5 separate regions of the Mus musculus genome follow, and all the other regions are linked to region 2. The links are chromatin loops, found by intact Hi-C in ENCODE. Cell type or tissue: heart. All regions are shown on one strand. Links, peaks and the distances in the headings refer to the core of each region. The heading gives the core; the rest is flanking DNA. Region 1 overlaps Oxr1 (oxidation resistance 1). Region 2 has its middle 100 kb from the start of Abra. Region 3 has its middle 10 kb from the start of Gm46502. Region 4 overlaps Abra (actin-binding Rho activating protein). Region 5 holds the start of Gm41314 (a long non-coding RNA gene).

What was found. Hi-C counts contacts between places; a loop is a spot of excess contacts. Peaks named below come from ENCODE experiments on the same cell type or tissue, not always from the same donor. Only the 100,000 strongest peaks of a DNase experiment are listed, where the experiment ranks them.
Region 1: a loop joins it to region 2, with 9 times the contacts of the local background. A loop is called at or near these places in 22 of 42 quality-filtered maps.
Region 3: a loop joins it to region 2, with 3 times the contacts of the local background. A loop is called at or near these places in 17 of 42 quality-filtered maps.
Region 4: a loop joins it to region 2, with 2.8 times the contacts of the local background. A loop is called at or near these places in 13 of 42 quality-filtered maps.
Region 5: it touches region 2 in a loop (3-fold over the local background); 10 of 42 quality-filtered maps call a loop at or near these places.

What each region holds. Positions count from the first base shown.
Region 1 is chr15:41,815,315-41,821,635 of GRCm38, forward strand. It overlaps Oxr1 (oxidation resistance 1), which reads left to right. Exons shown (of 17, transcript NM_001130166.1): 8 at 1,768-1,952; 9 at 4,525-5,264. Among named protein-coding and RNA genes, the nearest start is that of Abra, 51 kb to the right of the region's middle. In heart, for the core only: a CTCF peak has its summit at 3,618 (motif pointing right); no DNase peak of the experiment used is centred there; H3K4me3 peaks cover 993 bases; H3K27ac peaks cover 939 bases.
Region 2 is chr15:41,970,333-41,976,653 of GRCm38, forward strand. No RefSeq gene overlaps it. Among named protein-coding and RNA genes, the nearest start is that of Abra, 100 kb to the left of the region's middle. In heart, for the core only: a CTCF peak has its summit at 3,153; a DNase peak (open chromatin) is centred at 3,149.
Region 3 is chr15:41,160,782-41,167,102 of GRCm38, forward strand. No RefSeq gene overlaps it. Among named protein-coding and RNA genes, the nearest start is that of Gm46502, 10 kb to the right of the region's middle. In heart, for the core only: CTCF peaks have their summits at 2,246 (motif pointing right) and 3,007 (motif pointing right); no DNase peak of the experiment used is centred there; H3K4me3 peaks cover 936 bases; H3K27ac peaks cover 604 bases.
Region 4 is chr15:41,862,897-41,869,066 of GRCm38, forward strand. Abra (actin-binding Rho activating protein) reads right to left here. Exons shown (of 2, transcript NM_175456.4): 1 at 6,123-6,170; 2 at 2,397-3,456. The coding sequence ends at 2,979. Among named protein-coding and RNA genes, the nearest start is that of Abra, 3.7 kb to the right of the region's middle. In heart, for the core only: CTCF peaks have their summits at 3,442 and 4,609 (motif pointing right); a DNase peak (open chromatin) is centred at 3,375; H3K4me3 peaks cover 2,447 bases; H3K27ac peaks cover 2,387 bases.
Region 5 is chr15:42,701,061-42,707,381 of GRCm38, forward strand. It overlaps Gm41314 (a long non-coding RNA gene), which reads left to right and starts at 3,695. Exons shown (of 4, transcript XR_875324.1): 1 at 3,695-4,125; 2 at 4,964-5,042. In heart, for the core only: a CTCF peak has its summit at 3,707 (motif pointing left); no DNase peak of the experiment used is centred there.

The DNA.
Region 1 (6,321 bases), core at 508-5,507, 160 kb before region 2:
TTTGAAATATATTGTTTAATTTTAGCCAGTTGCTTGCTTTCATTTTTCAAAGTGTTTAGTTTACAGAAATTGAAGCAGCAGAAGAATCAAAAGGTTAGAGCCCTTTTAAGATTTTGGTACAGTGCATGCACTGTGGCCTTATAGTATTGGGTTATCCCCAGCAATGTCAATGTCCTGTGTAACACTTTATTGGCTCTCATTAGTTTGCGTTGGCATGTGCTTCAGTGGTACAAATTGTTGTAAACACTGCTCAAAGGCCAAATAAGCTAAAGTTTATGTAAAGTTATCACTTCTTAAGGAGATTCATTGTCTGAACTAAAAGGAGTGGCAGCTAGGGGCCTTTGGGATGGCCCTGTGGGTAAAGACCCTTGGAAGCAGAAAACTAACTCTGCAAGCTGTCCTACGGCCACCTCGCACTTGTCCTGGCACATAACATACGCACAGGAGCAATTACCCACACACAGTAAACAGTGCCTTTTAAAGACGTGCTAGGTGAAATCCTTAGATCACTTAACCCACCAACAGGCACCCATATAGACTTCCTTTACTATGACGTAGGTTTACTGTAAGTCTTTCATACCTGTGATATCTGCTGCCGTTGGTGACCTCACTTATTCCGGAGATTTCATCAGGAGAGTCTTTCCAGCTTTCTTAGTCCTGTAAAAGGCGATGTCTGCCATAACTTACACCACGCTTTGTTGACTGTGCCTGCGTGGGAACTTGAAAGAATGGTGTGATAGCAAATCAAGTGTGCGGTCTGACTTGCTTTCTCAATGACACTTCAGGAAAAAGCAAGATGGCTTCAAATTACCATTGGATTTTCAGAAATTTGTCAGGCTTTTTATAGACTATCTTGAAACAAAAGTTTAAAAGTGAGAGTAAGGGATGCTTCGCCCTTGGTTTGGAGTAAGGATCCTTTGTGATGTGAATAGTAATATGGTGGAGGGACAGACTATCCAGACGGGTGTTTTCTTTTGGACAAATTGCTCACTTATCTCAGTCTTTATTTTCACATCTGAAGAATAGGATATTTCAGAACAGTTTAGAAATAGTACCTATTTCAGAGCTAGGATTATGAGTCAACAGTGTACATGCAGAGTTTGCTACATATGAAAGAATAAATAATAATTCCTACCAATTGTGTCAACTGTTTATAAACCTTCATTGATAAAATGTAGACACTTAAGGTTTATAGCACTATTTATATAAGTTCATTTACAATTCATGGTCTTTAATGGCAAATGAAAAAATAGTTATGGCCTAATACGAATTTTATTTAATATACCAACTTTACAGATGAAGAAATATGCCCTAAAACTTTGTATTCTGAAAGTCCCATAACTGATGAATCGCAAATTCAAGTAAAACTGGTTACTTTTTTCAAACAGTATTTCTATGGAATTCTTCCTTTACCACTGATAATGAGTTATTAGTGCCCATGTAGCTGCATTTGGTACTTGTATGGAGGGAAGAACACAGGAGGTGGGGGCAGATTCCTGTAAAGCTTGGTCTCCTGCAGTGTGTTCTCTTCATAGTCAGGTCAGACTTCATCCCTCACATGATTGTTTTAGGCAGAACATGATATTCTTTGAATTGTGTCTCTGCTGAGGAAAAAAATAGTTTAGTAGAAAAGCATGTTTTCATGAAAGTGCCACAGTGCCTGAAAGCAGATGGCCAGAAGTCAGAAAAGGCACTTAACGAGGTACCTAGAATCTTTATGAAATTAGGAACCTTGGAGATTGAATGGTGCTTTCTGTTTCCTCCTAGGGCACAGTCAGTGGCGTCCTGCTAGTCACACCAAATAACATAATGTTTGATCCACACAAGACAGACCCCTTGGTTCAAGAGAACGGTTGTGAGGAATACGGCATCATGTGTCCGATGGAAGAGGTGATGTCAGCTGCCATGTACAAAGAGATTTTGGATAGCAAAATAAAGGAATCACTGCCCATGTGCGTATGTCACTGTACAGGCTGGTAGTTGGGCTTCACTCTTTTTTTTTCTTTGTTTTGTTGGTTGGTTGGGATTTTTTTTATATATATTTATATAGTTGAACCTTCTCTAATACTCTTATTTTCTTAGTCTTATTATAGCTGCTTTTTATTTTGTCAGTAGTAAAACAAGAATCTAAGCACTATTGGATAGTTGATTTTTAGTGTGCCTGGTATTTAGTTAGTAATTTCACTTATATTTACTTGGTTAAAGAATCAGATATTTGACAAGTAGCCTATAGTACTTTTGTAATTTAGTGCTTATCAATCCTTTGTTATTTAGACACAAAATCAAAAAAATTTAACTTATTCTGTATTATTAACAAATAGAATAACTGTCAAGTTCCATGAACGTACCGAAAGAGTAGCGTGTGTAGTTGTGAGTGTGGCACGGACCAAGGCCCAGTGTGGAAGTAATCAGAGCAGCTTTCCATTCACACTTACTGTAGGACTTCTGGGTAAGAAAGTGTCACATGGGAAGAGGAAGCCTCCAGGTTGCACTAGTGAAGGGTTTAGAGTGTGCTAATGTGGGAACTGCTGTAGTAGAATAGCTTAGATATGAAAGTGCCGGGTTAGGCACAGCCCGGAAAGACAGAGGAAGGGAAGAGGTTAGCGTGTAATAGAGACTCCATCCCACTCACTATGAGGCTGACAGCCATGTAAAAATGGCTTCACCTTCACTGATAACAGATAATTTACAGTCTTATGCCAGTTTAAAAATTAGACCTTGGGGTGAAAAAAGTTACAAAGGAGAAGGAGCTAGGTATTTTTTCAGTATATATATATATATAGTATGTAAGCTGTTACCCCTTCTTGGGAAAGGTCCATTTAGCCTGTAATGACAGTTACTGGTTTGGCGTGGTAAAATGATCTCTAGAAACACAAATAATTCCTAGAAAATAAGTATTCTAAACTACTGGATATATTTTTAAGTTGTCAACAAAAGCCAATTTCAGGAAAGAGAACAAAAAATAAAACATCAAACCACAATTAATTGAGCTTAGAGGTAGAGATGAGACACAGGCTGAAAAACCAGCTCCACGGGGGAAGAGGGACTGCTGCGCGTCAGGGAGAGCTTGTCCTGACCTTGCGTCTCAGTGTTTCAGAGTTAAATCCTGTTCTCTATGGTCTGGGACTGCTCTGCAAGGAAGATGGGGTGTCCCTTGCTTTTCAAGTGACCATTTTATCATTCTGCATATTACTTGGAAGGACAGGGACCTGGATTCAAACACTTTAAACAATGTCACTGGAAGGAAATATCCCTAAGTCTTGGCTTGTATGTTAATTGACATCAGAATTTGACTTCAAACAAGATAAATACATAGAGTGGCTTTGCAAAGTAATAGTTTGTTTGCACAGGTGAGGTAAAAGATGTTAATGGTTTTCCCTCTTTTTTAATGCTTGGAGAATTGATTTCTAAGGTACTGTCTAAACTGTGTTGAACAATGCACCATTAATGTTAACCTTTCAAAACATTACATTTCAGGCTAAAAAACTCACTTAAATCATAGCCTGTTAGTTTTTATCTTTGTTTCTGTTTTTAAACCTGCTAACAGCTAGTCTCTTGAGTGTGGCATCTCCAAAGCACGCTCAGGTCCTTGACCCTGTGGGTGCAGTTTAAGTGAATCACCATTAGATGGCACCATTGCAAACTTAGTATCTCCAGTTAGATTGCCTCTTTTAAAAGATGAATCCAGTACAAAGGCAGAAGGCACTTAAACTAAATCTTTAAAATAAAGATATGCCTTATGGAAAAATATATATATTGTTACAAAATCTTGAAAACCATAAGAAAGTTACATAAGAGACTTAGCCGTAATATCCACAGAAGGTCGCTCACTTACTGCCGTTCTGACTGGCATACTTGTTCTCTAGCCATACGTGCAAGGCATTGGTGCTTTGCCACTGAGACGTCAAGGAACCGTCATTCCAAATTGCTGACTTCTTAAATGATGCTTATTTCCAGAACATATATCTTGGGAACATTAGTATTTACCTAAAACAATGCCAGGAAAGTTGGATATGAGACCTCACCATAAAACGTTCATAATCTAACATCTTAGTTCGTTAACTGGACAGATTCTCTTAGCACTGTTCTGAGCTTATAGAGTTCCTTTAAATGTTTTGCCTCAGCTTGGTTCTCATTATTCATGTTTTTTACTCTCTCTTTGTATATAAATAAGTACTGCATATGTATATGATAAATTGAAATTTTCTATTGTCCCTGTCCTACCAATGAAAATTTTCTTTCAGTATTATAATTTCGTCAGGAATTTAAGTTATCAGACTTTGTGGTAGTTTTCTTACGAGGAGCGCTTACATTGATGTTTCCCAGATGGTAAACAGTTGATGAAAAACCTCGATGTAATGATGTGGTATATATGAAATGCATGGTGTTTGTATATTCTGTTGATAGCGCTACTTTGCTGTTTTTGAAAAGCCTCTTCTGTGATACTATTTTATTATTTGCTTGTAGAAGGTAAATTGATACAGTTTTTAATGTCTAATACTTTTTTATTTTCCTTAATAACAGAGAACTAGATCAGTTGTCAGGAAGGGGGTCCTGCCATTCAAAGAAAGCGACAGGAGTCTCTGCTGAGGACGCAGACCCGAGAGCGCGTGACCAGGGTAACGACAGTGCCAGCACTGCTCCCAGGAGCACCGAGGAGTCTCTCTCGGAAGACGCTTTCACAGAGTCAGAACTCTCTCCTATCCGCGAGGAGCTGCTCTCCTCGGAGCCGAGACAGGAGAAGTCATCTGATGCCTCGTCAGAATCTGTGCAGACTGTCAGTCAGATGGAAGTCCAGTCCTTGACAGCCACGTCAGAGGCTGCTAACGTTCCTGACCGCACTAGCTCTAACCCTGGGGCTCTATCTCATGAAACTGGCTTAAGTGGTCTGGAAACAGCCACTAAAGGAGGAGATAAAGCTACAGAAAGCCTTCAAGAAGTCTCAGGCCCAAAGGAACAAAGCACAGAAGTAAAAGGTCAGGATAACCAGGATTCTTCCCACCAGGAAAGTTCACTGCAGCAAGAGGCAGGTGAAGACAGTGTATCTTCTGGAGAAACAGTAGAACTGAAAGAAAAACCAGCTGTTCTTAAGGATCAACAAGGGCAGGAGCTAAAACGGGACTCAGAGACAGAAGTAGAGGAGCTGCGCAAACTCTGGAAAACTCACTCTATGCAGCAAGCCAAGCAGCAAAGGGACACGATTCAGCAGGTGTCACAGAGAGAAAGTAAACACAGCAGCGCAGCAGCAGACGCACATGGAGAGGGTAAGTGCTAGGGAGATGCAAGGCTGGTTAGTCTGTTTGATTGCATGTTGCTTTCTGCTTTCTCTCTGAGCAGAGACTGCTGACTTAAGGCAGTGTGAAGGAGAAGCAAACCACTCTTGACTGGCTTTATTCCGGGAACATGTCTGCAGTGCCTGGTCTCTGAACTTCTTTTCTGCCATGTTTAAGCACTCCTAATGCAAAGCACTTTCCATAAAGTCTGTCTTATGAACATGTTGTACCCACACTGTATAATACAGTGATTGCTCCATTTTCTTTTCAATTATATCATTACATATTTAATGTCCGAATTTCAATTTATAGTTACCAAAGTTTTAATTCCATAATTTTTGTAAAAAGAACTGTCGACAGTAAAAATCTACTTCTGCAGTTCTTTTACGTACGTAAAAATCCGATGCTCATCTGATTCGATGGCTTCCTTTAAAAACAAATGCTCAGGATAAAAGTTATCACTTCTTGTCTTAGTTCAGGTTTTGTTCATATGAGTATTACCGTAGTATAGTGTGCTTTGCTTAATACATTATGATTAAGTAGCTACGGCTCAAACATTTCCCAATTCTATTGATATATTGCCCACATTGATTCAATTTATATATGAGCGTTTTCTTAATTTCAAGTTTTTATTTTACTAAAATGATAATCTGTCTTTAACCTTTTTCAAAGGCTTCAAAAAAAACTGAACAACATATACAAAGATAATTATTCCAATGTTACTTATATCAAAGAGAGTAAATACCTTAACAATATGAATTGTTAGAAACAAATAAACTATTGGATAAATTAAAGACTAATACAGCCACATTTAAAAAAATTATAATGAGTATGCACTACACAGATGTTAAGTGAAAAGAAGCATGAAATAGCAGTACATATTGTACAATCCTCAGTTTACATTAAAGTCTGTATGCACAGATAGACGCAATGGGAGTCAAAACCAAAAATTCCTTCCAAAGATCTGTAGTAACCTTAATACTAGTTGGTCATCCTCCGTTATCAATTCCAGGTAATTCTGTAAACTGTGCTATAACCTCCTGTATTT
Region 2 (6,321 bases), core at 763-5,762:
AGACACAGGCATGCTCAGTGCCTGGGAAGGCCTCACTCCTGGTTTGCATATTCTCAACTATCTTCCCATGAGTCCTTAGATAAAGGAATGGTGAAGGAGTCTCTGGAGCCTCCTTTGTAAGGGCATTGATATGATTCATGAGGATTCCATACTAGCTCCGTCATATTGGCTGTTTGGTCCCAGAATGTGAATTTGGGAAGAATATGAGCATTTGACATACAGCCAAAAAAAAAAAAAAAAAAAAAAGAGGGCAAGACAGAAAGGGAGAACTGAAGGGGGATACAGAGGGAGAAGAATACTCGAACACGTGTGTGTGTGTGTGTGTGTGTGTGTGTGTGTGTGTGTGCGCGCGCGCGCAGAATCAACAGGTAACACAATTGTTGGGCACAGATTGTAAGCTATTCTATGTTATAAAACCACCAGTGGCAGATACGCCACTCAAAACAACAGCCTCTGGTTTCCTACATTCTGTCTGCTCCTCTTACTCCTGACGTTCAAAAGTGAGAATACATTTTTTTTAATAGTTGGCATTATGCTAGTTGAAAGGAACAGTAACCAAATCAGATGCATTTCATCGTTAAAGGATGCCGGGTTCAGCACTGACGTAAAGATCAGGATGTTTATGGGGTTTCAGGAAATGCCCCAGTAAGTTCCAGCGATTTGAACCCTTGGCAAGGCACTCTGTGGCTTTCCTCTCTGTACTTCCCCACAAGGTTTATTTTTAACAATGATTATAAGCTGGCTTCTTTGGCTGCATCGCAGAATAGCCCTAATGGGTACCAGGCTGTGTGTGTTACAGGCCAGGCTCCCTAGGGGAAACTATCTTACATCTGACTTGAATCCAAGCCCACTAAGGGAGGGAACTTCCTTGGATAGCAGTTAGGTCAGCTAATGGTTGCAGCAACTACCAATGCAGGCGATGATCAGTTGCTCAGAGTGGGCAAACTATACAGGATAGCATAGGACAGTTTAGTTGAAACTCTTTCTCAAACATGCTTTGAATCAATACTCATGTGTTCCCAGTGGTTTTCATTTCTCACAGCTCCTAAGTTATCCAGTGGAGAGACCCACTACTGCTGTGTGATGTTGTCCCTCTTCATAAACATGACAGAGAGTGGTTGAAGCTACAGAATCTGAGAAGTGAGACTAATTCATCTCACTGAGCACTTTATTCATGTTCTTTTCTAGCTTCACCTTTATAAACCCACATGTCTCAAAATTTTTAGCACTCTTTATCTTCTGACACACTGTTGTGCTTTGAATAAAAATGGCCTCCATAGGCCCATCAGGAGTGGTACTATTAAGAGGTGTGGCCTTGGTGGAGGAAGTGTGTCACTGGGGGTGGGCTTTGAGGTCTCAGAAGCTAGTGGCTCACTGTCTCTTCCTGCTGCCTGTGGATCCAGATGTAGAACTCTCAATGACCTCTTTGGCACCATGTCTGCACAAGTGCCACCATGCTTCCAGCCAGCCATGATGACAGTGACAATTGACTAAACCTATGACCTATAAGCCATCCTCAATGCTTTCCTTTATAAGAATTGCTGTGGTCATGGTGTCTGTTCACAGCAATAAAAAGCATAACTAAGACGCACATCTTCTTTGGTTACTTTTCTCTGAGCATTTTCCACTTTATTGACTGAGTTTTTGATGGCACACGATTTCTAATAAAATACTAATAATATTTATTAAGAAATCTAGAAGGTCAATCCATTCTATTTTAAAAGACAGATTCTGCTGCTACTCTATCTTATGCCTCCTGGGGCTGAACTATTTTTCAAAGATGGACACGACTAAGAACATAATCTATGTGTTTAGTTCTTGGAAAACAACAGGAAGGCACCATGTTGTTTTTGAATTAACATGAATATTTTTGAATATATGAATATGTATGAACGAGGAAGGAGTGAATAACACTTCCTGAGCATGTGATAGCCTTCCCTGTCATGAAGCTCTCTATGCATGCTTTCTCTATGGGGTTTATTTTTGAGGTGTCAGGAGATAGCCTGTGATGACAGTGGGACCATCAGTGGGCTTGCCTCAGCCTTTATCGGGGTCCTGTTTAGCTGGGAAATGAGATTTTATAGGAAGCAGAATATCTTTCTTCTGTTTTCTCCCCCCTTTTCACATCTTTTCCCTTTGCTGTGAATGAAAACTTCCTTTGTAACACCAGTTAGTTCTCCTGTATCACTAACATGCCCTACAGAAGGGCTCATTTGTCAAAACCAATAAACAGACCATACCAATAACTGTCAGTTTCTTTTTATACCAACACTGATTCTATGACACTGTCTTGCATTTTAGCATATTTGGCTTTCTTTAACCTTGCATATGATTCTTAAATCTTCTCTTTGATATTAATTTTAGTAATTAGTTTGCGGTGTTGTATGATGTAGAAACCAAAAATATGAATATATTAATAGGAAAAGGACTACTACATTACACAGAATTTTCAGTGATTCCAATACTGTTTGAACCTATTATTAAAACACTAGAAAGAAAAATTACTACATTAAAATTTTAAGATTCTTGGAGAGGAATTTCTTTTCCTTTGGCAACACTTGACCTTTCAGATGTCATTTGTTTTAAACTGCAGTTCTATTTAACTTTGTAATATAGTGGAGATTTATTTCATTTCTCTCTCTCTCTTTCTACACAAGTATATATGTATGCACACATATAAACACACATATCAATTTTACTATATAAACAAATTAAATTTCAAAGTGAAAGACCCTTGATTTTGGACTCTGTTGTCAGATTTACTTTTGGTATGTGGTAATTTTGGTAGGAGATAAACAGTTTGGTAGAGATCTCCAATATTTCTAATATTTTGACTCAGTTTACATGTTGTATTATTACCATGGTTTTTAATTACAGCCTCTGGGATACTGTTTAATTGTATTTGTATACTATTAAAAAATCACTGACTTTCCTCACAAGCAAATAAAACTACAACAAAAATTCCTCCCCACAAAATCACCCAGAAAAAATGATAAGAATTCACTAAAAATATATTAAGGTACACTTAAGGAAATGCTGACCCTCAAAATCCAGTATTACCTTTGGCACGCGGAAACAGAGATGTGTTGCTTCATTAAATAAAGGGAGCGGCTGTGAAAGGCAGACCAAGTCCCCGCCTGCCACCGTGCGGACACTGTTAGAACTGCACCTCATTCTCCGTGATGCCAAGCAGAGCAAACACTGGAGTTACTTAAGTGGACGGAATTGAGACAAATGCCCAGATGATCTAGATGAGAAAGGAGTTTTCACTTGAAATATTACCATTATTGAAACAATTGTAAACAAACTGGCCAGGAAACTCCATCTTGGAGTGGAAGGATATGAAGAACTGGAGTTTTCATTCTTCTAGCATCCACGGGTCAAGTTCTATTTAATTAAAAGAGTTTGTTTAGTTTTCCTAAAATCCGTAATTAAGTATAGACAAAGAGACGAATAGTGGCAATAAAGGTGTAGTGAGGGAGATTTCTCAAAGCTATTTCTCATAGCTGCTTGAACATGGCAGACATTGGCCTTTTTACCATGTGTCATCAAAGAGCATGATCAGAAGGAGAAACACTGTGTTTGAGGCCTCTACAAATATATTTCCCCCTTATTCTTGTTTGTTTGTTTGTGTTTGTTTGTTTGTTTGTTTTTTTTGAGACAGGGTTGCTTTGTGTAGCCCTGGCTGTCCTGGAACTCACTTTGTAGACCAGGCTGGCCTCGAACTCAGAAATCCGCCTGCCTCTGCCTCCCGAGTGCTGGGATTAAAGGCATGTGCCATCACACCCAGCTTCCCCCTTATTCTTATCATCTGTCTCAACACAAACTCCTATTACTCCCTTACGTCTTTCCACAAGGAATCATTTCCATGTGCAGAGGGCAGAGCCTTTCTCTCCCCTGGTGTTGACAGCCTGAAACTTTGAACCTCTGTGTTACCTGGCATTCAGTTGACAGCACCATGTGAGTACTGAACCAGGTAACTCCTATACTCTGCCCTTCAGTGTCCTTTGTGATCTGGGCCAGGGCACTTTTGTCCTTTCATGGACTATTTTCTCTCTCTTGTGTGCTTATGAAGTGTCGTGGGCATTTTTCTATGGACTTCTCAACCCGTTTCCGGTCTTGCTGCTGCACGGCTTTCCTGTGTCCACAGCGTTTCACTTTTCCCTTGCATGTACTTCATTCGACTCCCAGATGTCTCAAATTCCAAAACGCAGCGCTGTTGCTTTTTATTGTTGTCCACTGCTAGCCACATAATAAGAATCCTTTTATCATCGTGATCGCATTTTGATGTGAGAGTTTTAACAGGCATAACTATACACCCAGGAATTCATCAAATTATGAGACCATGACGTCTCTGATGGCTCTCTGCACATCCAGAGGACTTTATTTTACATAGCCCCTTTTTTTTCAGGGTGGCATGAACATCAAACACTTGCAGATTGTCTTTTCACTTCATGTCTTTCTATTTCAGTTTCTCTGTTGGATTTCAGTTCATACATGAGACACAAAGGAATGTTGAGCCTTCAAATCTGCATACAATCCATTTGTGAGCTGACGATTAGGAAAAGCAGCACGCATGCCTCAGAACACTAACTATGCAGTAGGAGTTGTTCCAGGTACTTGCATTTCATAATTCACTTTATCCTCACAACCCTGTAAGAGGAAAATAAAAACCTTTTCCATTTAGAGACAAGAAAAAAAAAATGAAGCTTATAAAATACCATTTCTATCATAGTTCCAGAGGGCTTTTTACAAAGCACTTCACAGATTACAAAACGTCTGCATGCTAATACTACCAACTGAAGACAGGCAGTTAGGCTCTAGAATTTACACAGAGAACCTTTGCACTGATTTAAGCTGCTGGCTCTCCTGCAGAGGAAGAGGAGAATGGTCTCATCTGCTGCATTACCCACCATGAAGTGAATGCACCCAGTTACAATGGGAGAATGCCTGGTGGATGCCAGATAGTTTTTTAATGGGCTGTGGGTGTGAAGGACCAAGCAGACCCTGGGTTCTCATGGATGATGTTTGCATGTTTTTTCTGGAAACTAGTTGCTCCAAATAGAGTTTTCCATTTAGTGACAAGAGAACAGACACAGGAATAGTCAATACAGAAGACCGCAGCCTGAAGAATGGGGACATTTTGTGTGGGTATGGATGTTGGAAACTATATTGAATACTCAGATTTCTAAAATATTGAAAATGCTCAATCTTTATAAACTGTCTTCTTTGGATTATCTGCAAAACACAGGAAAATTATTACGTGAAAAGATACCCCATAAGCACATGTCAGCACACACACACACACACACACACACACACACACACACAAAGAGGTTGGCATTGGTACAGGTGAAAATATGAAAAATTTTAAGTCAACATAAATGAACATTGCATTGTTTAGGGGATTAATAGTAAATGTGTGACAAGTAATTTAAATTTCTTTCAAAATCAGAACAAAGCCCTCTCTGCTAACTAACTAAAAAAATCGACACACACCCTCAAAAAAAAATTCCCCTAATAGTGATTCATATGTACAGAAGTCAGAAGTGTTCGGTCTTCAATATACGCTGCTGACTGTTCGTGTCACTGTTTGGTGGTCTGCTCTTGTGAGATGCCACCTCTGAGTTTCCACAGTTGGCATTGTTCCTTGGCTTCACCCAGGATCTAACTCTGTGCCCATCTATCATGGGATGATGTCTCACTTCTCTGAACTGTTAGTGCTTGGTACACTTTAACTCTTGGCCCTGTTTTTCTCCTTGCATCTCCCTCCCCCCACCTTTCTTTAAATCAGACAATTCCGCAGACACCCTATTTTCATCCTTCCCTCTGATTCTCAATTATATGCTGGTCATCATCTGTGTACAAGATTCAGTTTAGAACTCATTTGATCTCATTTCTAAACTGCAGACTTGAAAACCCCGGCTTCTATGCCGCCTTGAGGATTTAGTGAGCAGAGAGCCCTTCATATATTATTTTTCCATGTTATATCATATAATATTTGGATTAGTTGTCAAGGTAGATTTTACTTCCACATTTACAGATTAGGGTACGAAGCTTCAGGACACTGAAATTACTTGTCTGCTAATGCATGTTATGCTGCGATCAGAGAAGTTACTTTAATATCCTAATTTGCCCAGCTTTTTGTGCAGCGAAAATTAAACTTTAGGGGACTTGTTCTTGTGTCCGTTTACTTAGGGAAAGTTTCATCTCATGACTGCCTTTACCAGCATGAGGAACAAAGATTGTTTTTGAGCAATCACCCTGTGTCAAACGCTGTGCTGCATTTTGTATCTGAGCTCTAATTAACATAACACCTAG
Region 3 (6,321 bases), core at 911-5,910, 810 kb before region 2:
CAAAACAACCCTGAGATTCCATCTCATACCAGTCAGAATGGCTAAGTTCAAAAATTCAGGTGACAGCAGATGCTGGTGAGGATGTGGAGAAAGAGGAACACTCCTCCATTGTTGGTGGGATTGCAAGCTTGTACAACCACTCTGGAAATCAGTCTGGTGGTTCCTCAGAAAATTGGACATAGTACTACTGGAGGATCCAGCAATACCTCTACTGGGCATATATCCAGAAGATGTTCCAACTGGTAAGAAGGACACATGCTCCACTATGTTCATAGCAGCCTTATTTATAATAGCCAGAAGCTGGAAAGAACCCTGATGTCCCTCAACAGAGGAATGGATACAGAAAATGTGGTACATCTACACAATGGAGTACTACTCAGCTATTAAAAGGAATGAATTTATGAAATTCCTAGGCAAATGGATGGACCTGGAGGGCATCATCCTGAATGAGGTAACACAATCACAAAGGAACTCACACAATATGTACTCACTGATAAGTGGATATTAGCCCAAAAACTTAGGATACCCAAGATATAAGATACAATTTGTTAAACGCATGAAACTCAAGAAGAATAAAGTCCAAAGTGTGGACACTGTGCCCCTTCTTAGAATTGGGAACAAAACACCCATGGAAAGAGTTACAGAGATAAAGTTTGGAGCTGTGACGAAATGATGGACCATCTAAAGACTGCCATATCCAGGGATCCATCCCATAATCAGCTTCCAAACGCTGACACCATTGCATACACTGGCAAGATTTTGCTGAAAGGACCCAGATATCGCTGTCTCTTGTGAGACAATGCAGGGGCCTAGCAAACACGGAAGTGGATGCTCACAGTCAGCTAATGGATGGATCACAGGGCCCCCAATGGAGGAGCTAGAGAAAGTACCCAAGGAGCTTGGGGGATCTGCAACCCTATAGGTGGAACAACATTATGAACTAACCAGTACCCCAGAGCTCTTGACTCTAGCTGCATATGTATCAAAAGATGGCCTAGTTGGCCATCACTGGAAAGAGAGGCCCATTGGACTTGCAAACTTATATGCCCCAGTACAGGGAAATGCCAGGGCCAAAAAGTGGGAGTGGGTGGGTAGGGGAGGGGGGGGGGTCGGAGGGTATTGGGGACTTTTTGGATAGCATTGGAAATGTAAATGAGGAAAATACCTAATAAAAAATTAATTCTAAAAAAAAAAAGAATTCATTGTTCAAAAGTGCAAATCTAGATGGCAAATGAAACACAACTCAAGATCACAGAAGGCATAGAACCCCAGACTAAAGGTCAAAATGATGCCCTAAATTCCTTTAATGAACACCACTTTTGCTGTCTCCATTGCTTGCTTTCTCTGAAACCCAACAAGTGACGCGTTTTATTTCTTCCTCTTCCACAACTGGATCCTACTTTATAAAGTCAAGTACCAAGCGGGCTGTTGTAAACAGAAGTATTTAGGAAGCCTTCAGACAGGGAACAAAAACAAAAAAAAACAAAAACGCTGCCCTAAGATGCCTGTATCTTAAAGCAGAGGCTAAATCGCTCCTTTGTTTCTGCCTTGTTTTCCTTTAGTCCTCCATAAAACTCCTAATCCAAGATGAGAGATGTAAACAGGAAGTCGGAACTCCTCCTGGAAAACCCGCTCTCTCTGCTGCGAGGAATCTGAAAAGCACCATTCATCCTAGCAGCAGTGTCCCAGCCAACATTGTAGGAAGCGCTTGGCTTCTGCATTTGGAACATGCATCGAAAGCTTGTTTTCCATTCAGTGCCACAACGACAGGGGCCAGAGCATCTCAGCACATAAAATGCATGTCCTGCACCTTGGAAAGAGCTACTGAACTCATCCCAGGATGAAATGGAAGTCAAAGGGAGGATTTTCAGCTTAACTTAGATGCAGTTTATTCTTTAAGATACTAAGAGTGAGAACAAAACCAATTACCGCAGTATTAGGTAAAAGGTGTTAACTCGTACTTTTACAAAAGATGTTCTGCAGGGTTTGTAGTGGTTAGTGAAAGTTATGTAAGTAGGGGTATGTGTGTGGTTGGGGGAGTGTATGGTTAAATAAATTCAGATGGGAAGTTCAAATAAGTTCATTTCCTTTGGTTGGCCCTGTAAGTAAATTAACTAAGCATTTGGAACTTTGGCTATGGTGGATAAACAAATGTGAAAACGGCTCGCATTCCTTTTTTTCTTTTCTTTCTTAAATTATAAAACTTTCTCTTTGACTGATCATATCCAGGCGCGGTGTGCTCTTCTAGCCACAAGAGGGCAGCAACACTGTATTCTGAACCAAATGCTTCTGTAGATGCGCAAGACTGGCTCCAAATAAGTGATTCTCAAACTGTGGGTCGCGACCCGCAATTTTTTCAAGGGGGCTCCTAAGACCATCAGAAAACACAAACATTTACATTCATGCTACTAGCAAAATTACAGCTATGAAGTAGCAATGAAAATAATTTTATGGCTGGGGAACATGTTACAAGATGAGATACTATATTAAGTGATACCAAAATTAAGTTGAGAATCACTACTCTAAATAATCATACTAACAGTATAATAAATATATGTCCTTCTCCAAATGGCTTTTTGAATTCTGATGGTATTTTATGGCTGAAGATTTTTGAACTAAATGCCTTCAAAATATGTCCGTACAAATGAGACTATAAGAAACATGTAATAATTTTAGTAAGTGAATTTCAATGCCTTAAAGGAGCAAATATTTTAAAGGTTCTTTAAAATTCATTTTTAAAGATCACAATGTTAAAATTACCACAGTGACCTTTCCAATAATTTTTAATGCTCTTAAAGTGAACATGGAAGAGTTAACATTTGTTATGGTTACAGACCTTTTTATTTTAAAAAAAAACCATATTTTAAAACAGTGAAGTCAGTAAATAAGAAAACTTGTGAGGAATAGTTCTAATAACAGACACTGTTTGGATAGCTACCTGTCTGGATATTGAAACTGTTTTTCTTTTCTGTTTAGGATAAAGTAGTTGCATTATTTAGCCACTAGGTGGTGCTGCTCTTTAAATAACTGCCGCAGATACTTTGTAGCCCTACAGGAAGTTCATGTAATTAATGGAGAACCGAGAATTTTTCACAAAAGAACGGAATTGCTTATTCGAACAACCTCAGCCCACAGCAGTTACTCATTTTTATCCTTGAACTTGCTCCTTCCATTTCTCGGGCAACAAAAACAACTGCCATTTTATTACCTTCGACTTTATGAAAGTAAATGAAAACTGTTTCCCAATTCGAAGGGAAGCAGAGAATTCAAAGGATTCACCCACCTAATGGTGTGTTGAAGAGGCCAGTTCAGGACCTTTGGAAAATGCCACCAGACCCCTCCCCTCCTGGAAGAAAAAAGGTCATGGAACACTTAGGCACCCCTCCCCTCCAGAAAGGAGGGGCTAATTAACATTCCTCAGCCAAGGTGGGGCGGGAGACACTGATCAACCTCTACCTGCAGGCTGGGGAGGTCCAAAGGAGGTAAACACATTCTGTAGGACAGACCTACAGACAAGGCCACCTACAGACAAGGGAAGTTCTTGCCACCTCATTCCCCTAGTGACCAATCAGTTTAAAAATTACACTGTTCTGCCAATCACATTGTGACTAATGGCTGCTGCTCCGAAAACTGTATAAAAAACTCCCTGACTGGGCTGCTTGAGGCTGCCTCTCCTTCCGGTGCAGGATGACCCCAAACGCATTGGAACAATAAATTCCTCTTGCTTTTTGCATGCTTCCCCCACTCTGAGTGGTTCAATCAGGGGTCCCCAGTAAGCTAAGGCTCATCAGAGTCTTACAATGCCATCTTCAGATTCCAAAGTAACTAGATGTGCTGGGAGCGCAAACTTAATCCCTATTCATCAAAAGTCGCTCTGTTTAATTTTGGTCGCACAAATGACATCGTTATAAATAAACCTAATATGCTATCAGTCAATTATAAATGTTCAACTATTTCATAATAAAATACATTTCATAGTGGTCACTATTTGTATAGCTGAAAAAAATCCATCCTATTATGAAATATGGCAAAACTGATATGGGTTAATAACGTGTTGTAAAACTACTAATGGATAAAAACGTCTGACACTGAAGTCTACAGAAGCAGTGGGAAGGTTTTAGGTTCATTTTCCTCCTCGTCTAGTCATTAAATTAACCACCTCCAGGTTTTCACCTCAGTCCCCAGCTTGGAGGAAAAACAAAGAACAAGAAACTGCACCCATTTAATTCCAGAAGCTACATACAGCCTTCTTTTGTTGATATTATCAAGGAAAAAAACCTACCACCCCCACCCCCCACCCCACCCCACCTACGCCCACCCCTTCCGCAGTGATGGCTAAGTATCCTTGAACTTCCGTGCTTCCGAACCCATGTAGAAGTTCATGCTGCTAAATTCAGAATTCCAGGCCTTAACAGTCTTGATGAAGCTGACTTGCTACCTTGGCCCTTTCAGCCCTGTTGCTCCTGGGCCGGAGCACCTCTAACCATGGTGGTTGAGGTCCAGAGGCGGCGGTAGCTATGAATGCTGGGGACTGATGGGAGAAGGGTGGACTAGTCAGCTGCGGTGTATGAAAAAAATCAATTAAGTCTGCAGTTATTTCCAGGGGCTGTTTTGACAGTGGGTAAACGTCTACACCTATTTCTCAAGTTGCACCCAAGTTGTATTAGATCTCTATATATTGTTTGAGGCCCTGAAATATATTTTTAGTACTTGAATTCTTGATTATCCAAGTAAGCAAGCCAATTTGTGGTTGTTAAGGGTTTGTTGTTCATTTCTTTTCTTGTCTTTTTCGTTTGTTTTGGTTTGGTTTGGTTTTGGGTCAACTTGACAGAAGCTGGAATTATTTTGGAAGAGGGAACCTTAATTGAGAAGTTGCCATCAACAGATTGGCCTGTGAACAAGTCTGTGTGGGCATTTTCTTGATTAATGATTGACGTGGGAGAGCCCAGCCCTCTGTGGGCAGTGTCAATCCTGGGCAGATAGCCCTGAATGGTCTAAGAAAGCAGGCAGAGTAAGCTATGGAGAAAAAGCCAGTGTGCAGCACCAGTCCACGGTCTCTGCATGGGCTCCTGCCTCCAGGTTCCTGCTTGAATTCCTATTCTAATTTCCCTCAATGATGGACTGTGATGTGGAATTGTAAGCCAAATAAGTTTTCCCCCCACAAGTTGGCTTTGGTTAGTGTTTTATGACAGTGATCAAAATCAAACCAGGATGGCAGTGTAGTAATAAATAATAACTAAAATGTATTGATCATATGTTCTCAGTCTGTGTCCCCTACTCCTCTAAGTGCTTTTCAACAACAAAAGATAATTGCTATGACCACAGTCATTACACAGATAAAGAAGCTAAGTAAGTGCTGATATACATTAATTTCAAAATAATCGTAGAATTTTCTAACAGCTGTGGGTCTCTTTGAAGAGGCACAACCTGGTCAACTTTCTCCAGCTTTTACTGGATAAAGTAAGAAATATGCATTCACATACTGCCCAGACCCATCTTTCTCTCCTTTTCTACTGGAAATGGAACTACACACAGTTCCTCTGCTTGGGTAGCGGCTCCCTGCTACGCTGTCCGCAGAGGGTGATGCAAGGTCAAGCAGTTTCTTCCTGTTCTGGTGTTCGCCACAATTCCTTTCAGTCAGCAGACCATTCCACCTTGCTATAGGGTAGTTGCTACTTTTTTTAAAGATTTATTTATTTATTATATGTAAGTACACTGTAGCTGTCTTCACACACCCCAGAAGAGGGCATCAGATCTCATTACAGATGGTTGTGAGTCATTATGTGGTTGCTGGGATTTGAACTCACAACCTTCAGAAGAGCAGTTGGTGCTCTTAACCACTGAGCCATCTCTCCAGCCTGGTAGTTGCTTCTTGAAGCAGCTGTTGAATGCGACTTGCAGTCTGCTCAGTGTTCACAGCTTGCAGAGCTATGGCAGAAACAACTACGCTGTGCCCACCTTTGGAGACACCAACAGCAGCTGAGTACAAAAGAGGCTCCCTCCATATCAACTAATTCCTCTTGTGCTGCTTCAAAGCTTCTGCGTCTTGACTGACTCAGCCAAGTCTGCTTGCTTCTGTACCAGAGAAGGTAGCTCTTCCTACTGTCACTGACTGCCTCTGTAAAAGATCGCTGCTTAATATTTTTTCAGATTTATTTGTTTACCTTATGTGTGTTTTGGCAAATGTATGCAAATGGCTTCTATGCACAGAGGCCAGAAAAGGATATTGGATCCATTGGAACTACAATTTCAAGTGGTTGTTAGTCACTATGTGAGTGTTGTTGGGAAGCAACCCCAGGCCTTTTGACTTAACACTGTGTA
Region 4 (6,170 bases), core at 1,171-6,170, 110 kb before region 2:
TCTGAAAACTCAAAATAGGTTAGGTCAGCCTATAACTTAAGTAAAACACATTGCACTTAAACCAGCTTTGCACTAAGAAGTGCCCAGGGTACGAAGAATAAAATGGGGACACCGTGCTAAGGGACCACTTCAGCATGGGCTGCATGCTTTGTCTTACAATGACTCAAAATGACTGAGTGGAATGGGTATAACTGAATTCTAGCTCACATAGAGTTATAACTGTACCATGAAAAATGGCTCTGGTAATTTGACGTTATTTCTGTTGATAAATAAGACAGCAACTGGTATTTCAAAGGAAAAGAGAGAAAAAACATGAAGTATTTCTGGGTGTGATATTATTTTACTACACAGTATGGGAAGACAAGGGACCCAAAGCTCAGATGCTCTCCTCTGCAGTTGTGAGCAGAGTGAAGAGGGGCTGAATCAGGGAGGCAGCAACTCGTACCCACTGAGAAGGAGTAAAGAGCCAGTCGAGGGAGGAGTGAAGAATAAGGGAAAGCTTGGGGCTTGGGAGAGCAAGTGCATGCCACTAGGAATTTAGAGCTATTCATGATAAAATACAATCATTTTATATACCTTGTGACTAAAACAGGTCTCTTCATTGCTTTGTTTCCTGAGTTTTCTCATATTTTCTTTTTGGTCAAAATGTTCTCTATGTTTTTAAGTACAAATTTCTCTGTCCTTCAGGGAGAGAATAGTTTTGGATTTGAAGCGAGGAAAAATTATAGGACTAACTAATGGTCTTACAAATTCAATAGTAAGCACCATAAAGTAGAAGAATATAAGAAAAAAATTCTACAAAGCATTAACCACTCATTGTGTTACTAGAGAGCTATGGCGACCACTGCGAGCTGCCTGCTAAGACATGCCTGATACATAGTGTTCCCTCTGAGAAGGGGTATACTGACCTTACAGTCCTCACTCAGAATTCTAGCTTACATGGCATTACTCCTGTACCGGGAGAAGTATTGGTATCAATCCGGAAAGGAACTGACATTTGAAAGTTAAAGCCCAAGAACAAGCTGAGAGTGGACGTGCTCTCACTTTGCCACACAATATGGAAAAGGTTTTCAGTGTATTCTTAAATTCACACAAGCTGAACTTTGAATAATCTTATGCCAGAGCCTGCACAATCTTTGTGTGCAGAGATGAGGAGGCAGGAACTGGTGGAGCATTAGTTGAAACGCGGCTACTGGGACTATCCCAAGTTCAAGTCTGAATTTGTTTTATTTCAAACACACACAGAGTATTTTGGGAATCTAATCTAAAAATAATACAAAAACTGTCACAGCTTCCACTCTGCTGGTTTCCTTCAATTCTGACATGCTTCTCTCTGTGACAACACATGTGCATGTGTATACATAAGAAATCCCATAAAGAATATGAGTAAGGACTAGTGACTCAGACTAGTATGGCAACAAAATCGTGTATGTCTCCTTAAATATGTTAGAATTTTCAGTTTGAAGCAATCATTATTGATAATTTCTATTATTTAATTTGTATTGTTTCTGACATGTAACAATTATGGGTTCCCATTATTTTGAGATATAATAATTTGACTTTTGTATTTATTGTTATAATACTTTTATTGTTATAATACAAAGTATTGTGTATTATACAAAGTATTATAACCATTTTAATTTTAGCTTTTTCAAATACAGTAAGAAATTGTAGTCTCTTGGGAGGCAGAGGCAGGCAGATTTCTGAGTTCGAGGCCAGCCTGGTCTACAGAGTGAGTTCTAGGACAGCCAGGACTATACAGAGAAACCCTGTCTCGAAAAAAAAAAAGAAAAGAAAAAGAAAAAAAAAGAAAAGAAATTGTAGTCTCATATTCATTTGGCTTTAGAATTATAATACACATTAAGGAAAAAATTAGTCACAGGCAGGTCAGTATTAGCTTCCTTGTATTAAATTAGCTTTTTCTTTATCTCAGAAGAACTGATACGCTGTTTGTTTGTTTTAGTTACTTTTTTTTGTTTTATGACATTTTCTTTATTAGAACAGGAAAGAAATATGTCCCAGGTTTTAAATTAAATGATTCTATGAGCTTTTGCTCCATTGAATATTCGTTTCACAGAGTTTCTGTATTTCTTGTTCATTTATTAGCATAATGTAAACAGTATTACCCAGTAAGACTTTCAGCAAAAATCAAACCTGCTCATGAACTCCACAAAGACAAGTCTGACCCTCCCACCAGTGTCCCACTGTCCTAGTGTGTACCGTCTTTGTGGGTCATGAGGCCACTGATAGCATTTGTTTTTGCAGGACTTGTTCACATCTGAATGAGGAAAGCTGATTAAAGGAACCTGGCTGTAATCAAACCACACAGAGGAGCTTCAACATCTTGAATTCTAACTTTGTTTACCCACCAAAGGTGCTGTGATTTTTTTTTTTTTCAAAAGAGTGGAGAATATTCTCAGAAATAGAGTACTTCCTGGGCAGGCATGAGCCCTACCACTTTAACAAAGTGGAAATGATTGCATGTAAGCCTGCTGTCCCAGCACTACAGAGGATGAGCTGACATAACGGTTTGAAGTCATCCTTCGTTAAATAGAGTTGGAGGCCATTCTGAGCTGGTGAGGATTTTTTTAGGCCAAACTTCCAATTTTATTCAGCTTAATGGAATTTTTTCCCCTAAAATATTACATTGCGATGTTGTCCTACTTTATCTAAGGTCAGTTTTCTTACCTGTAATGTGTACTTTTCAATTTATAATAATTTTATCAATGAAGGCCAGAAATTTTTGCTTAAAAAGGTAAGTGGAATTCCAAATATCAATATACTATGTTTGATAGTCTTAATACATTCTTCCAAAAAGTCGAGTGTCTTCGTCAAAATCTTCACATAGTAACCTCATAGAAACAGTACCAAAAGCCATTTATATAAAATCATTTAATATTGATAACATTGCAGAGCAGCTTGCCTTGGAGCTTGTAACACATTACTATTTATCAGCGGTGAGTGGATTTGTTGCGGGCTTACTCAAGGAGAGTAATCACAACATGGTCGTCTCGGCCTTGCCATAGCATCTCTCCTTCAAAGTGCACCAGTCCGTGTTTCCTGGCACGCATGAGGATGCCCACGACTTTATCAGAAATTCGAACATAGCGATCAAAGAGTTCTCCGAAAGTAACCTGGATCTTGCCATCTCGTCTGTGGCGAGCCATTGTGCGGATAACAAAGCACAGTTCCATAATTTCCCGATAGATGTGCTCTTCCGCTCGCTTGGCCCTTTCAGCTGTCTTGCTTCCCTCTTTGGGGCGGCCATAGCCCTCGTCTCCCTTGTGGAGCCGAGTGGACATGGCTAGATCATAGTCAAATTCGTCACTGAAGGGATTGAGCTTCTGGGACTGGACGTGTTCATCGGCCCACTGCTGCCACCTCCCTTTCAAGTTGTCCACTTGGCTGTATTTCCGATGGGCCTTACAGTTGAGTGTCTCAGAGTACCTGTTTGCCCTAGCGGAGAGAAGTGGAGAAGCAAAGTGAATACATGAAGCAAGTGCCGGACCCCGTGTACTTCCCATGTGTAGTCTCTGTCGTGGTATATGTCACAACTTTCTTTATCAATAACAATGATGGATTAGCCACTAGTGATATTAAACTCAAGCTTTAAAAAACAAAACACAAAACCTTCCTTACATAGAGTGTGAGGCCATCTACTAAAACGTTGCATGTCAAACATTCTTGAACTAGAATCAGTTCTTAGAGGGTTTCTGATAAGAGCTATTTCCCAAACATGCATTTGGTACTGCTATACAGATTGGAGTAGTTCTACATAGAATTCCATATTTATTTAGGTTTTGTCTGTTTGTTTTTATGAAAGCCTGTTTACACTAGGGTCAATGATGAACACACATTTTTTAAAGTAATGGGTTGCACAGGTAGAAGACCAAAAACATTTATTGAACACTATTTGGCTGGCATTTTTCTAAATACTTATTATTCTCCGCAATCTTTAAAAATGGATATTTCAGCTGTGTAGATGAAGAAACTGAAGCCAGGAAGACACAGGAGCACCCTAAAGACACAGAACTGTAAGCAGTAGGCTAAGACTGGACTTTGAAGCCAAGTTAAGCCGTCAGGATGTAACTTAAAAAAAAAATACTGCTTCCTCTAAAACAGAGGGAGGAGTCCATCTTCACAAAGCACCCAACTTTATCTCCAGAGCGTTAAGTAGCCTCACATCTGGAAGCTTTGGACTTGAAGGTGTAACGAGCCATTCCAGCACTGTCCCCATGGGTGGCATGGCAGGGCCCTATGAGCACTCATAAGTCACTGTTCTAAGCCCGAGAGTGGGCCAGGCTTATCTGTCAAGGTACAAACTTCTAAATTCTCCATGACAAATGGGCTCAGGAGACAAAGGGCTCAGTGAATCACACAGCAACTGCTTACTTAACTGCTTCTAAAGCATTTCAGTCTCTGTCCCTGGGGTCATGAGCTCTGTCCTATCAGAATAGCCTGAGTTTGTGGACTTCTTATGTCATCACAGTGCCAGGGCGCAAGTGTTTGCTGTAAGGAAGACACACACAAGCAGCCCACACACACAAATAGCCCATCAAACACAGACACCAAACCTATATACGGTTTAGATGCACCCTCGAAAGTTATTTTCAAGGAAATAACATCCACCAGATGGCGAAATTTCATTAATTCCCATGTTCAGAAAATCCTCTTAAGTCCTCTCGCTGTTAGGCTAGAATGGGAAGGGAATGAGGGTTTTTGTTTGTTTGGTTGGTTTTCTTTTTCTTTTCTTTTCTTTTTTTTTTTTCCTAGCCAGAGGGAGATAAACATGCAGCAAGGTTAACTGGGGAGATCCCCATACAGTACAAGTTTATCTCAATTTCTTAAGCTTGAGCAGTCTCTAGAAAATGTCCTTCACCTGAATGGCAGCTTCAGTGGGTCAAGAGGTCTTAAGAAGGAATTTCCCAGTACATGTTTGGGATGTACCGGTATGAAGGGAGATGGTTGTGACCCCCACAGTCAGTGCCCAGTTGTCTTTGTGGCTAAAGAACCCCAGCTCCTCATTCCACTATGCTCAGAAATGCTGGTTATTGGCACTGCCCAGGGACTGTCACTAATTTAACTAATCAATGTGTGTGTGTGTGTGTGTGTGTGTGTGTGTGTGTAAGGGGGGGGTGTCACATGTCAAGACTACTATCTAAATTGCAGCACCATCATTGCTGAACAATTATGACCTTTATTCTCCTTTCTAACAAGCTTGAGACCCAGGCCTCTGATTCTTTTTACAAATTGGTAACTATTCCCAAGTCCAAGGAAAGCATTCTTTTCATTGGAATGGGGGGAAGGGAGTGGGAGTAAGTATCAAGCTAGGTTGGAGAGATAGTTAAGAGTTCTTGCAATGCCAACATGAGGACCTGAGGTTGAATCCCCAGACCCCACATAAAAATAAAAATAAAAATATGGCCAACGTTTATAGAAGCCCAGCACTGAAAAGCAGACAGACATCCTGGTCAGCCAGGTGAGGCAAAATGGCAAACCTCAGGTTTAGTGAGATACTTGTCTTGTATATGAGAGGTGAATGACAGAATGTACACGTGCATGCACAAATGCATACACACACTCATGTGCACACACACAGAAAAGTAAAAGGCCATGTTTTTTTGTTTTTTATTTTTTTCTCTTTGTTTTAAAGCCCCTTAAGCCCTGCACTTTAGAGGTTACCAAGATCAATAAAACTGACATCTTGCTTTATGCTAAGGGAATTCGAGTAGCATGGGGATTATAAAACAAGCTCTAGTTCCGGAAACCTTTCCAGCTGCCTCGGTGTTCATGTGACTTTCGTGTGTCTTAGTGTCTCAGTGTCTCATTTTCTAAGCTTATATGCATTTCTACTACACCAAGAAGGTGGTCCATGTACAAGTCTAATTCAGGAAGCCTGAGAAGAGTGCTGACAGCAATTCCCACTTGTAGGTAAATCAGTGATGGCATGGACCAGAAGAGCCACAGCCGAAGTTAGTTAGCACTGTTCTTTCAGGTCAGGGATGTGCTACCCAAAAGAACCCACTCTAACTGGCAATTTATCGTCTGCCCTCTATACTTTTAGTATTAGTTGGAACTCCTTGTGATTGAGGCATAAGGAGTAGAAGGATGTATTCACTTACTGGGAGAGCAAGGGGCGTTTGATCCTGGCAGGAGCCACAGGCGCTGCA
Region 5 (6,321 bases), core at 863-5,862, 730 kb after region 2:
AGTAAACTGGGCTAAATAAGACACTTAAAAAGAGGTCACTCATAAAAGAGTGGCTCAAGAGGGACAAACATCATCTCTAATTGGATTCCATGTCAATAAAGAACTAACGATTAAAACTACATGGCTGATACGTCACTTGGCATAATGGAAGGACCACAAAAGGAAAAGTATTGATTTGTCTAATTGTATAACTCATAAGATCTCCAAAAATGCTCATCTATACTTTTCTAAATCCAATGTGTCAAAAATTCCTTCAGAAGACTTTGGTCAGCTCAGTTTGTAGGAATTTGATTGGTGCAGAAAACTATGGTTGATCTTGAATATACTTAAAAAGATAATTCTTGGACTTCATGCAAATTCCTTTTTGTTCTGTAACTTCAACTCCTGCTTAGACACATCATCTCATCATAATCCATAATCCATAATCAAGAACACTTGGACAATTTCCTCCTAGCTAAGTTATTAGGATGGTTTCCTGGGTTATAGACTATTCCCAACCTAATGGCCACTCATTGGCAAGAGAAAGAAGTCCCCTTTGTAATTAACAGGAAAACATAACAAAACAAAATCTACATAGTATTCCAACATTTTGACCATATTTACCAGGTCTTTGACCTATTTACCTTTCCATAAACTTAGAGTTAAAGTACAAATCCTATACTGGGGTTTATAAGTTTTGTTTAACAAATCCTATACTGGGGTTTATAAGTTTTGTTTAACATACTTATCAGTGGAGAGGAATCATTCTAGATGTCCCCAAGTCTGAGTTGCTATAACATGTCTTGAGCCAAACTCCATTTATGCACAAAAACTTTCATTCTGGGCTTCATGGCAAGGGCTGGGATATTGTGTACCAATTCATATCTTTAATGTATCTTTTTCCCCGTTGGAAACAATATTTTCACAGGAATTTTGGAGCTGGGTCAACCAGTGATCTGAATTATATTTAAACGTGGTCCTGATGTTTTTTAAAGGAGCATTTTTAGCAAACCAAACAAAATGCTTACATAAGCCAGGAAAGGTTGTAGCAACAATATGATCATGCTATAATTATTGCCATTTAAGAAAAATAGAGATTGTATGAATAGAACCAGGGAGTTGACCAACTGTTTAGGCTTCAGATGGAAGCACTCCAATGAAAATCTGCCTGGTGATTAAAGTGCCGACCTTGAGAAACACAAATCTTACACCAGAGCCTACCTCTGTCACTCACTGAGTGACCTTGGCCATGTTACAGTGCTCTCTCTTTCCACAAGTCTACCTCACAGAACTATAATGTGGTTTCAATGTGCTAATGTATTTCGACATTCTCATTCCCCTGCTTGGCACATAAGAACCACTCTGTAGTGTGTGCTGGGTTTTATTCATTCAGCTATTGAAAGTCTACAATTGTCAAAGACGGACAAATGTAAAGCAATAAACAAGAAAAACTACACAGTGGTGAGAAATGGTTTTGTTACGTTTTGGAAAAAAGTTTTTAAGTTTTGTGTTTTTGTGTGCTCTTAGATAGTTTGGGGACAGATGCTATTTTCTTGGATAGCTTGCATGCATCCTGTCAAGATGAAATGTCCATTTAAATGTCTTTAAGTGACATTTAGGATATAATAGTTAATTTGTATTGGCTTATTTATCTCTGCCACAGGTCAGTTCTGAAAACACAGGGCATACATACTGGAACAGTAATGAAGTTAAGGCTACCAGAGTTCTTTATGAGCCTTGTGACGACTGAGATCATATGATGGACAGCTGAAGAGAACAGGAGGATTAGAGGCAGCTCTGAAAACAGCACCTTTGGAACCAATGTGTCTCTGCAACGAGAAACCTTTGCTCAAGCACGTGCTACAATGTTCAGTGTCTGTAGAAGTCAAGAGACAGGATCTCCTTGGGACTCTGCTTCTGGTCATTCGCTCACTTAGGAACTTGATCTCTGGGACAGCATATACAAAGGCTTATGATTCACTTAGAAAACATACAACTCTGTATGTGCATGTATGGGACACAGAATGTGCTGAATTATAGATACAAACACATATATAATTACATGTATTATTTAAATTTAGTGTGTTATGTATTATATATTTATATTAAATAGAGAGAATATAATATATATTTCTAAATATATTTAATTATATATACATAATTATGTATACGTACATATATATGTTTTCATATTCTCGGTTCTCATAAGTGAACATTAAGAAAACAATCACTCCTAACCTCAGCTTTCTCATTCACAAAATAAGGTTCTTAAATAGAAATGGATCCCAATGCATTCCACTTTGTAGGCAGTATGATTCTTTTTTACCCCTCAGCTAATAATTACCTTTTAATTATCTGAAGAATGTAAAACCAATTTTTATTTAAAAATTAGTGTGAGTATATACATGGAAAAAGTGTACTGTGAATGAGTGTTTGAGTTGAGGTTTAGAAGACTATTTTTCAGCTGGGGAACAAAGTACGAATAAACACAAACAAAATTTTATTTCAAGGGAACTGACCAGGTGGGATGATTATACAAAATAGATGCAAATTAACAATGAAGGTTTTACAATCAGAACTATATGACTTTAAATCCTAGGCTCATGACAGTGCTAGGGGATAGATTATTATGAAATCTTTCGGGTCAGTCTTTATTGTCAAAGGACAGCACATACTTGTTGCTCTATTGAAAAGATCAACGCCACATCATCTAGCATGGGAACTGCTTCATTGAACACCTTCAAATATTACCTGTGTGCCGATCCTCTCTACAAGTGTTTCTGCTGAGGATAAGAACTTGTGGGTTCACCAAAAGCAACCATGACTTACAGGAATACTTTTTGGAAATATGTACTTCACAATTATTATCAGCTTGTACTTTAGGGTCTCACATTTATATACAAATTCCAGGTCTGTCATGTATTATTTACTTATTTACATTCTGAGAAAGGCAGTCTTTCTTCTCCTAACTAGATGGTATGAGGTTTATGAAAGAAAGTGTAGCACAGCCTCTAGTACGTAGCAACCGAATACATGATAGTCGCTTTAGCACACTTATATTCTTCAAGCTTGGAGTAGTTAATGGAATGAAAAGGCATGTCAATCAATATTTCTGGAGAAACGAATGAGAAGACGAATATTCCTTGGTTGTTGAACTACACGCAGACTCTCAATGTCTTCTTGGAGTGAGGCAGGTCCTAGGATCTCACAGCTTCCTATAGAAGGCATGTCATTTTCAAAGACGTCTTACTTGACATGTAAACAATGCCCAGTAAACCTCTTGTGTTCTTTTTATGGAAGCAGCTAGCAGCTAGGGGTTGTACATGTTTTTGTTTTTTTTCCACTCAGTTATAAAACTGTTTCATGATACTTTTCTTAGGTGTTCAGTCAAATGGGGGTGCTCAAAAAGGAGAAAATGGGACTGAAAGCTTTAGGAAATCTAAAATGAAGTTGAGTTAGCTCCATTGAGTATTCCTGAAGTAGTTATACAAAAAAGACCTAAAAAAAGTGTTCACTTCATACATAAGCATGTTTTTAAATGTGTGAAAGACATTAAATGAATAAAAATGAACAAGCCACCATTAAAAATTTATACTTCATTGGATAATCTATAGGATCCAAAGTTAACAAAAATTTTATTACTAAAAATCTTTAAATGCAATTAAATCATTTTAGACCAACTTTTAATCATCAATTATGTGTGGGCTCCCTCTGCTGGATCTTCACACTCTGAATACTGGGAGAGGTTTAGTACCATATAGTTAGTTACCTAACCAAAAACTTTACTCATATTGTTGCAATAAACATAAAATGACCATGCCCAATTTCAAACCCACAGTTCAATATTTTGTCAGATGATGAAGTTAAAATCAGTTGTAGCTGTAATTTTCATCATCATTGAGAAACAGGGCTTTTATTTGGGTTTGGGTCAGAGTGTAAGTGTTTTGAGTGCTTTAGTTTATCTTTTGAAAGGGTGTAGATGCTCTTTGTAGAGGGTCACATGTGGTCCATGGTGCTGGTTGCCAGGGTAACCATGTCCTCTGTCTGTACATGTCAAGGCCAATTGCTTCTTTGGAGACAACTGGATTATCAGTTGGAAGGAAACAGAAAGAATGCAAATTACGATGTTGCCATTGCTTCAGAAAGGTATGGTTATATGAAGCCGACTCAGAGGCATCTTCATATCCATAGCAAGTTTCTTTAATGTTAACAACATTGTCATTGTTTTTCACTCACCAGTCCACCCTGGTGAATGCTTAGCCACCTCCTTCTTTTGAAGCAGAGGGTTCTTTATTTGCTGAGCTTGAAAAAGGATGTGAGAACAAGAATGTTCATTAATATAGTTAGAACTTTTCTCTACCTTCAGCCATAAGCTATTAACCCAAAACACTGTTAATGTGTTATCTTTCCAATATACAAAGCATATCTAATAAAGTTTTCTCTTCAAGAATATGGCACAGTGATCCTGAATTCAGGCACTACGCTCTAACAATTGTTGGAAGAGAGTTGTAATTAAGATAAGTTTCACTTTAAGACTAGCAAAGTCTTGGTTAGCTTTGTCTTTAGGAAGAACATAATTAAAATGTTTTATTGTAGACCAGAATCTGATTTGGTCCTTCTAATGTAGTTTCTTATAATGAGATGTCCAAAATTAAATTTTGTTTTTCATCAGCTTATGTAAAGTACAATTTATGTGTGAAAATTTACAAATATTATACTTTATTGTTATTATTATTACTAATGTTTTTTTTATAGTTAAGACAGTGTGTGGTCATGTCTCCTAGGTTGCTTGAGCCAGCTATCCTCCTGTCTCAGTTTCCCAAATGTTGTAATTGTAGGCATGTGACACCATCCTGGTTTATTATTTAACTTTTATCACTGAGTTTCCAAACCCATTTAACAAGATAAATTTTACATCATACATAAACACAACCATAAAATGTATCAATGGTTCTAAAATAAGCCTTTTTTATAATCTTCACAGAGTTCATTAAAGTGAAAGGCACCATTGATAATTGATGCCCCTTTGATGCCTTGGACAAGCAAGGTGTTGAGAGATGCAGGTAAGGGCTGCTATCCAGCTCTGGACACAAGGGCTAATGTCGGGGACATAAATGCCAAGACTCTATTCTCTGAGACAAGATTTAGGAGCCTCGTGAGATTATTGATTAATAAGAATGGAAAAGAGCTCAAAGTGAAGGTGTTCTGTAAGTAGAGAGACCCGTGGAATTTTAAAGTCACAATATGCAAAATAGATATAAAATAGTTTATAATCTTAGAATGATAATATTAAGAACATATTGAGTTAAGAAAAGAATGTTAAAATTAATCTCACCAGTTTGTTTAACTTGGAACCTTAAAACTACTTTGTTTTGCCCAGTGTTGGACAGGATGATTCTAATTGCTCTCATAAAGGAGCTCTTTCAGAGGAATCATAGAAGACAGAGATTAGAATGTGTAGGCTATAGAAAGAGTGTTGAGGAACACCCATAATTAGCAGGTGCATTAAAAAATAGGGAAACTGGCAAGAGATGAGGGAGTGATCTGGGACAAGAGTGTCAAAGAATGTGGTCAGACATGTGTTGCAGAGTGCCAGGGAGGAGAAGGTAGTTAGGTTTGCTAGATAGGGAACCACTGGCCATTGAACCTGTGACAGAATAGTTGTAGTGGGAGCCAGTTTGAAAACCAGCTAGGGACAAGGGTCAAAATTATTCTTTCAAGAAAGTAAAAAAAACATGTGAGTATTAGTATGGTTAGGAGGAGAAACCAGTGGAGGGGCAAAGACTCAAGATCATTTAGATCCTCAGTACCAGTTTTCCAATTAATTCACTTAGGCGGGATTTGGGGTACCCTGTAAAGATGGTTACAAAGAAGGAAACAAGCTTCCAGATGTATTACCTACAATTTTTATCTGTAACATCTATGCAGTATCTAAGATTCTTTACTGTGTTATCACTATTCTCTGAGATGGTGCAGTCTGAGAGCTACCAGCAGGAGGCTGTGGGTTTTACACCTGAGAGAATTGGGATAGTCACTGGAGAGGCAATCACTTTGGAAAAATAAAGGACTTGGAAGAAAGTATTAGTGAGGGAGTGGATTTGGGGGTACTCTGGCATGGCTCTGCTTCCAGACTTACCCAAGGACATCACTCAAAGAAAATGGAGATAAGGGAGCCTTTTGTTGTTGTTTGGATATAAATGAAACTGTAGAAAGCTCTTATGGGCTGGTAATATTTTTTCTTCCAAAAGTTAACATGCAGATGCCATAACCTCCAAATGCAGTTATATTTGGAGATGGTACCTAAGGCAGTAATCAAAGCTCCATAATAGAGTAGGACTATCC